Regions from separate parts of the Mus musculus genome. Here region 2 is linked to region 1. The links are chromatin contacts, found by Hi-C or POLR2A ChIA-PET in ENCODE. All regions are on one chromosome and are shown on one strand. The core of a region is the stretch at or near the end of the contact, and the rest is flanking DNA. Distances in the headings are between cores, read along the strand shown. Region 1 holds the start of 1700123O20Rik (RIKEN cDNA 1700123O20 gene). Region 2 holds the start of Dad1 (defender against cell death 1).

Region 1 (4,360 bases), core at 1,152-3,651:
TCTTAGAGAAAAATCTCGCAGGCCTCAAATTCAAGATTCTCCTGCCTCAGCCTTGAAGTGTTGTTGGTGTTACAGACTGCAGGCATGCCACCTACCTATAGTCTCTCTCCCCACATCCCTTCTGATTTTATAGTCAGTCTGAACTGTGAAGTGTCACCACAGCACTTCTGTGATGCTAGCGATTCACTTTCTACTCTCCAGAACCCGTGCATCAAGTGACCTGAAACCACCTGTAGCTTCAGCTCCTGATCTGAACTTTGAACTCTGTGAGACAGGCACATACCCATAGACAGACACACATATACACAAAATAATAAAAACAAGCCAGATGGTGGGGAAGCCCTTAATCCCAGCACTTGGGAGGCACTCACAAGCAATCTCTAGTTCATAGCCAGCCTGGTCTACAGAATGAGTTCTAACACAGCTAGGGCTACACAGAGAAACCCTGTCTTGAAAAGAACCAAACACATAATAAGGAAAGGCAAGCAGCTGAGGCAACCTGGGTAGTAAAGAAAGAAATGATCAAAACCCACACAGAAAACACATCTTGCTTGCTCTCTCTCTAAAATTAAAGTGTGCAGCTTTTTAAACTTTGGTACAAGCAACTGGCCCTAACAGTTTGTTCCACAGTTACACAAGTGTGTGTGTGTTGGAGAGACATGATGCAAGAACCCTCTGTGCAATGCGTACACAGTCTCTGAAATCTGTTTTAAAAAATTTATGTTCTATGACCCCCTTATTAAATTCTGTACCACACCAGTAAACTTTAGAGCAGGCTAAGTCTTGTCTCAAATAAGGTAGCAGAAAATCAGAAGCCACACTAACTTTTTTCAGGTTCTGAAAAAAAAAATGCCTTTGCTTTCTTGACTTGGCCTAAAAAGTGTGCTATTGATGCACATCTCTGAACAGTTTTCCTTAATGGTTTATACCTGCAAGTGCCACTGACTTTGCATTATGTGTGCAAATGTAAGCCAACTTATTCCAAAATGTTTCCGTCCTACAGTTTGTTTCTCCAACAACGAAAACCTTCACCTCTCTATGACCGTAATTACTACTGCTGTTCCTACCTCTTCAAGTTGGAAGATTTGTATCGACAAAGAATAGAATCCCTAAACGTAAGTTCTAAGTCCCGGTTCAGGGTGACTGCCAGTTTCAAAGTGGCTCTACAGGGAGAAGTTTCTCCTAAAACTTCTCTTTTTCAGAGAAAGGTAATTTTTAACCCAGGGTCTTGCTACATGGCTTCCATGGTTATTGTCATTAATAAACTCAAAAGACCTGATTTTTCTTTTTCCCACGTAGGAAGCCGCAGGTCTCTCATTCCTTAGCCCCACAGGACAAAGTATTTCTTACACAGAATGGCCGGGATATAGAAGATGGAAGCAGGAGGGGTCCCCAAAAACCTGCAGACACCAAGTCTCATCTGGCCTAGGAGAGACTTCTTTTCCTCTTACCTTCCTTTTCCCCTTGGAAGACGCCCAGAGATCACAAGAGTCCTTCAGCTCCTGCTCCAACTCTCCGAGCCTCTTCCATGTTTCCTGAAAACCCGAAGCAGAGCCAGCCCCCAGTAACCCACGCACTTCCGGTCCGGAACCAGCCCCAAATACCCAAGTGCCCCAGCGCCCCGGCCCCCAGGTCCGGAGATAGCCGAATATCTCCGATTATGGGTATGCCAGATTCGAGGGCTTCCGAAGAGATTCGATTCAAAGCCCCGGCAAGCCGAAAACAAACGAGCCTGAAAGCCAGATGGGAGGGGCCAGCCGCTAGGTAGATGGAAAAAGCCGATTGGTACCGATGTGGGGACGGAAACGACCGAACAGCTCCGGAGAAACCCGGGGAATTCTGAGCGGTAATAGAGGGGTAGACTATGGCAGTGGGCGGGGCCAATCCGGTCCGTTCGAAGGGCGTTGGCGGAAATTACCGAAGATGCCCGAAGCCGTCGGGACGGACCCGAGTACCTCACGCAAGATGGCGGAGCTGGAGGAGGTGACTCTGGACGGGAAGCCTCTTCAGGCTCTGCGGGTGACCGACCTGAAGGCCGCACTGGAGCAGCGAGGCCTAGCCAAGAGCGGGCAGAAGAGTGCCCTGGTCAAGCGGCTCAAAGGGGTGAGAAGTCAGCGTTGCCGAGGTGTCGGAGGGGAGCGGACCCGGTAGAGACGAGTCTCCGCCGCGGCGCAGGCGCAGTGTCCGGGCTCGGCGCGAGCTCTCTCAGGCCGCCAGCGCGAGCCTGCAGATCCACGCGCACGGTGGTTGGTGTGGCTGGCGCTGGGATAGAGATAACGCCGGTTCCCGCCTTAACGGCAGCGGCGCGAGCCCAAAATGGGAGGGTGCGCGCTACTCTCCCGGAGTGTCTTAAGCTCCTTCCTTCTTCCCCCACCCCCTCCTTGTTTGTGTCTGTGTTGTCGGCGCATGCGCTGCAGAAGGAGTTAAATCCCTCTACAACCACCGGTGTGGCTGGCCTTAAGGGGGCGAGCAGGGCTGGGTCCGAGTTAGGGATACAGTTGGGCGGATGGGGTTGCTGTCTATGTCTGCAATAGGACATTTGTGATAGGGTAAAAAATGTCCGCTCGACTAGATTAAGTGAAAGGAAACCTTGATAGAAAGACTTGGTCAGAGACGGCTGTCTAATTTATAGGGAATCGAGCAGCAGTCTGGATAAGTATTTGGTGGCTATTGGTACGAGAGGTGAGACAGATTACTTTAGGCTGGGGATTTTGTGTCGGTTTGAGTAGTGAGGGTGAGCTTGTCGGGAGGTACACATACTGTGTATCGCTTTGGTGTAAATGGAGGGAAAGAAGGTGAGCTGAACTAGTGTTATTAGAGTTCATTAGCATACGTGACTCGTAATACTGATGGGGACTCTGGGTCAGTTCAGGGTTTGAGTTGACAGACCGTTGCTTATCCCGAAGCTGACAGTTTGTGGGTGGGTGTGGATTAGGTCAGACCACTGGTTACAAGGTCTGTGGTTAGTTTCCCTGTGAAATTTTTAATACATTTTATTTGTCCGGGTGTTACACTGCTGGAAGTTGTGCAAGTTCAGTTAAGTAGTTGTAGTTCTGAAAAACTAATCAAATAATAGTCAAATCCAAATTAGCCTCTTGTTGGTTTTATGTGATTTGAAACTTGTTCTGAGTACTTGGAATTTTTTTTTTGCCTGTATTACCGGATTTAGAAGTGGCTCCTAGTCAAAATTGCAGACAATAATAGAGATTCTAGTTCCGATTCTGTCATTTTTGCTGATTTTTGTGACATAGCCAGGTCACTGATTCTTTGTGTGCCTGTGTTTTACATTTGGGAGCAGTAACCATGGCTACCTTTAAGAGACTTATGAAGATGAATGAGAACAGTATTAATAAAGGGCTTTTAGTCTCGGTGAAAGGAATATAGTATAAATGTATATTTAAGTAATTGAATGAGAAGGCTGTGGGAGAGGTAGAGACCTGGATTGCGTTTTTGTTCCCCCTCCCGGTTTCTGATTTTTGCTCTTCTTTATACCAGGCTCTAATGCTAGAAAATTTACAAAAACACTCAACACCCCATGCTGCATTCCAGCCAAATTCACAGGTAAGAGAAAAGGTTTGTTTAGATAGAATGGGCTATTTGGAGACTATAGTAAGTAAATGGGAAGACATGGTGTTGTTTTCCTTGTCATCAGAAGCAGTATTTTCTTAAACTATTTTTATTGCAAGTGATCTCACACTAGACAGTTGATGTCTTTTTTTTTTTTTTAAGGTTTATTTTTATTTTATGTGTATGGGTGATTTGCCTCCCAAAGGGTCCCCACAGAGGCCAGAAGAGGATGTCAAATCCTCTGGAACTGGAGTTACAGACAGCCGTGAGCCACCATATGGGTGCAGAATTGAACCTGGGTCCTCTATAAAAGCAGCCAGGCCTCTTAACCATTGAGCCATCTCTCCAGCCCTCAGACAGTTGAATTCTAATCAACCTCAATTTTGTATAAAGACATGGAGTTTAAAAAAAGAAAAAGAATTTAAAAAATACAGTTTTATTTGAAAGAATTTGATACCTTATTAGTAACCCCCTAGTTCTAGGACTAACTGCTTAACAATCTGTAGTTTCTCTTAAACATCTTTAATACTTTGATTACTTAGGACAAGATACTTAACACTTGGAGTCCTTTGTTTCTTTACCTGTAATAGGAAGAGTAGTCTGACTTAGGTCATTGTTTTATAACTACTCTGCCGGTTTGTCTTAGGAAAAAAACTTTCTTCTAAGAGTTTGTGCATAAATGTTTTTGTTGTTGTTGTTATTGTTGTAAAGTTGAATCAGAGTATCTCTGTGTAGCCAGAATGGCTGAGCACTCAAGCTATTCTATCTTCAGACTCAGGGCAGTCCCCTGCCC
Region 2 (4,531 bases), core at 1,175-3,674, 430 kb after region 1:
GCCGGGCTGATAATATAATTTCTTAGGAGAAAGAATGGAAGAATCACAGAGTATGCCCCCTCTACTCTCCCATATCTTATATTGTGGAGCACCTTAGTAATGAAGCCTCTAAGGTCTTCTCTGACTTCTGATTTGACTTAAAACCCAATGTGTCTTTGCCAGTCATCAGATTTACAGTGCTAGCATCATCTTTTGCATGCCCAAAGTATTGGAGCTTTGCAGTATGGCCGAGTTTTAATTATTTGGAGAAACAGAGGTCGTTCATGTCAGAATGAATAATTGTTAGCAAGTGCAAACATCTTCTGGGCATTTATCATGGGCTCTGGACTTTGCTGCTTAATGTTTGACATTATTTCATTTAACCCCAACGAAAACAGTGCTGTGATTCAGGTATTGTTATTTCCATGTCATGGAGATGGAAAATGAGACCATAGTGGCATATACCTGAAATTTCAGCACTCAGTAAGCAGAGGCAGGAGGATTGCAAATTTGAATCCATTCTGGGATACATAGTAATTTCCAGGCGAGGCTACATAAAGAAACCTTGTCAAAAAGAACACAAAGAAGGAAAGCAAGAATTAAATGTTAAGTGATCAGTCTCAAGTTAAGTAATTAGTAGTATGTAGAATCAAAGTTTAACACCCTCTTTGTCTGACTCTGGAACTTGAACTTTTATCTACTATCCCTCTGCACATGAGCTTTTTACACATAGTAATGTTCTGACTCACACTACTCAAAACCAATGACCGTATGAATCCCTATTGAGAGTTTAGTTATGTTCATATACTGAACACAAAACAAAACTTTTCCGTATTGTTAATTCAGGTAGCTGAGAAAATCTGGAGTTCAGAATGGCTTTGTCTTAGAATGAGTATGCTTGTCTCAATAAGTGATGTCTTGCATTGATTCTGTCTTCCTAGGGAACTCCTATGAAGATGTTAATGACAAAGATCAAAGGCTAAGACACTTCTGGAAGGTGCTGGGATGATGGCACAGGAACTTCTGGAAGAATTCATTACTGGATAATTAGAAACAGCCAGTTAGCCCATTTGGCCTTAAGTTGACGACCAGAGGAATCTGTTCTACTTGTGCTGAGACAGGGAGAAGGGTTCAATTGCAGATGCATTTCATATTATGTGGAGTAGGAACCCGTCTGGTTATCCTTCCACATCCCACCCACTCTACAGTAACACAAGAGCACAGAGGCTACATTTCTAGGAGTGCAAACTTCTCTCTTGTGAATATGGATTTACCTCTTTTAACAGACTAAGGCTTTCCAAAGACACGAGTGATTCACTGGAACCTGGGCAGGGCTATTTACGTCTTATTGGATTGTGGCGCTAAGTGTTTCCGGGCTAAATACAGATAACAAGCGACAGTAGTTCAGTTGCGGGTTTAGAAATGCTGCTCAACTAGTTAGGCAGGGCAGTTGGAAGTGTCTTAAACGCTGAAATGAAGTACCGGATTCTATGCGGGTAGACTTTTTAACTGAAAGATGAGATACTAGGTTTAGAAGGTCGGGTTATTGTGAACTTGTAATGGCAGTGCAAACCAGAAGGCAGAACTTAAGTTTTCTTCAGCTAAAACGCTAAAAAGCAGTTAATTGTACTTGTTAAAACCTCAAACTTTCAATTCTTTTTCTATAAAATGATTCAGAGGATCAGGTTGAAACAAATATGCTCTTTGGAGCCATTCAAGGAATATTATAACAATACCTGTTGTACAATGTCAGTTTGCTGCTGATCCTGACCCTTCACTCTACGCACAAGTGACTATCTCTCTTTTTAGACAGTGACTGATTAACCTAAAAATTCCTACAATATAACTACAGCTATTGGACCTCCTTGGTACTCAACGAGCGTTTGTTGAATGAATGAATACCTGCTGGCTTAGGTTCTTCGTGGGGCCCAGATTCAGCCTTCCAGTTCAGGATCCTGTAGAGGTCAACCCTCTCCCGCCAGTGTAAACCGGCGCTTGGCCCGTATAAGCATAGTTCTCACTGCGGAGGAACTTGACCTGCTCTAATGATCGGTCATAGGCATCTGAAGATAGAGCTTTTAAGAGAATTAGGGCCAGGCAGGTTAAGTCCCTGGACCGCCAGCTTGGTCTCTAAGCAGATTCCCAAGCTAGACCACTGAGGGGGATCAAAGAGAGCCGGAACTCTCTGGGAAGCGTCTCTGTCCGCTGTTAAACCTCTCCCCTTGTTCCGGTCACAAATCTCGTCGCCAGAGCAACAGAGGGCGTCAACAAACGCAGGGCGGAAATAAGGCTATAGTACACGTCTCCAGAGGGGGAGATAGGCCCTGCGCAGGAGCATTAATTTATTTCCGTTTGTAGTTCTCAGTCTGGGTATGCAGCCTGTGTCTGCGCATTAATTGTGACGCACCAAGGCTGGCCTTTACGCCGGAGCCAATTGGCCCGCCGGTGTGGGCGTGGCTAGGGCCCGCTAACGCGCACGCGCGAGCCACATCGTCTGTGGTCGTCCGGTATCCGAAGTCCCCGTGTTCGTCATGTCGGCGTCTGTGGTGTCCGTCATCTCCCGGTTCCTGGAGGAGTACTTGAGCTCCACTCCGCAGCGGCTGAAGTTGCTGGACGCCTATCTCCTTTATATACTGCTGACCGGGGCGCTGCAGTTCGGCTACTGTCTCCTCGTGGGCACCTTCCCCTTCAACTCTTTCCTCTCTGGCTTCATCTCTTGTGTGGGCAGCTTCATCCTAGCGGGTAATGATTCTGTATCCTGGTCATAATGTCCCACTTTGGCGCGCAGCTTCGTCCTCACGGTACCCTTTGGTAGTTTGTAGAAGGCCGTCGTCTGTGAAGTCACGCTTACTTCTTGGGATCCAGGAAGCAGGCTCAGAAATGTCACGTTTCTAATGCCTAACAGGAGTTGAAACTGAATATGTAAAGAAATAGTCTTCTGGTGTTCGTCGCAATTAATACTTCTCTAAGGAAAAATATCCTACCTTGATGAAACTTTAACACAAATTTAAAGTTGGTAGAGCTTTAAATTAAAATGCCAAGCTGAGACATTTCTATCACTTTGGCCTAATCCCTACTTCATCTAGGAGAAGACTTTGGTGATAGTATAGGAATATAAATATTAGTGACTGCTTGTGAGGAGGCAACCCAATTGATGCTGGCTTTTTAGTTGCCCCTACTTATTTCTGTGCATAATTTATGTGCTTTTTCTCTTTACCCTCAACTCAATTTTTATTCACACAATTGTGTATTAGCTCTTCTTTCTTCTACACATTTAATAACCTTACAGACTTCCAGGTTTAATGAGGATTGCCGCCATGGATTTCATCTGAAGTCTGACTTTTCTTGCCCCATGGAACTGAGAGAATACTGGGAACAGGTTTGGCTTAGGAATGTTACTACCAAATGTATCATGGTCAGTCAGCAGTGTTTTGGGGGTTTATTAGCAATTGTTTTCCTCAGTGAATTACAGCTGGTTTGGGCAGAGACAAAATATAGCATTGGACTTGTCTGGAGACTTGATTTAGTGTCTTAACATAAACCTCACGTCACATGTACACATTCACATTGCTAGGTCAGGCCCACTGGGAACAATTTTACTTTTCAGAACTTAAATAGGCCCCAGCCGACTTGTGCCCCAGTCAGAGCTAGAGCTGCAAAGTCAGCTTATTCAGTGGTCATCATAGTGTCTTTGGTTTTTGGTCCAGTTTCTGGAGGCTACACCCTAACCATCAGGATATGTTAGCACCATTAGCCAGGTCTGACAAACCTCTCTACTGTGCCCAGTACTGTTCCCGACAGAGAACAGTAAGAGGCTGAGAACCTCTTACTTATTTAGCCTCTGGTTATGGAAGTGTAGGAACAGAGTGGGGCTAACAGCTGATTTAAGTAAGGTCTCTCCTGTTGAAGCCACCCATCTTCACAAGCCTCTGAGTTAAGTCCTGACTTACCAGAACTACATAGAAAAAAAGTGATTTGCTGGAAAGTTAGGTTAGTGCGCTCACACTCTCTCTTTCATCCCATCTGTCTTTCTTTTTTTTTTTTTTTTGGTAGATGACTTTTGCTTTTTTTTTTTTCTTTTAAAGATTTATTTACTTATGTGAGTACATTGTAGCTGTCTTCAGACATAGCAGAGGAGTGCAGAAGATCTTATTACAGATGGTTGTGAGCCACCATGTGGTTGCTGGGAATTGAACTCAGGACCTCTGGAAGAGCAGTCAGTGCTCTTAACCACTGAGCCATCTCTCCAGCCCCAGCCCCAGCTTTTGCTTTTTTTTTTTTTTAATGTTCTTTTAAAAGTATTTTTGTGAGCATCTTTGTGTGCATATAATGTATTGTAAAGTGTCATTATGTGTCAGTGTGCATGTGTGTGTATATGGAGGTTAAAGAGCAGAAGTATTCATTGGCTAGACTGAACTGGCTGGTGGATAGAGAACTCTGGGGAGGGAGTGTCTTCCTGTTGTATGGTGTCTTGTCTGCCTCTCTCCAACTCTCTGCAACTCCACAGTTAAAGATGTGCCAGCAAACCAGGTCCTTATGCTTTGAGGCAGGC

What was found. Hi-C counts contacts between places; a loop is a spot of excess contacts on that map. ChIA-PET counts read pairs that join two places held with the same protein, here RNA polymerase II (POLR2A).
Region 2: a map of heart shows a loop between it and region 1 (2.9-fold over the local background). The contact joins the promoter of Dad1 here to the promoter of 1700123O20Rik in region 1. A Hi-C loop is called at or near these places in 1 of 37 maps with a recorded cell type or tissue (heart). POLR2A ChIA-PET finds 5 or more read pairs at or near these places in 1 of 5 experiments (embryonic stem cell).

The regions. Positions count from the first base shown.
Region 1 is chr14:54,684,212-54,688,571 of GRCm38, reverse strand. It overlaps 1700123O20Rik (RIKEN cDNA 1700123O20 gene), which reads right to left and starts at 2,401. Exons shown (of 2, transcript NM_021437.2): 1 at 1,452-2,401. It overlaps Acin1 (apoptotic chromatin condensation inducer 1), which reads left to right and starts at 1,641. Exons shown (of 19, transcript NM_023190.3): 1 at 1,641-2,103; 2 at 3,496-3,561. The coding sequence starts at 1,792.
Region 2 is chr14:54,251,822-54,256,352 of GRCm38, reverse strand. Dad1 (defender against cell death 1) reads left to right here and starts at 2,424. Exons shown (of 3, transcript NM_001113358.1): 1 at 2,424-2,721. The coding sequence starts at 2,511. It also overlaps a transcript of Abhd4 not described here.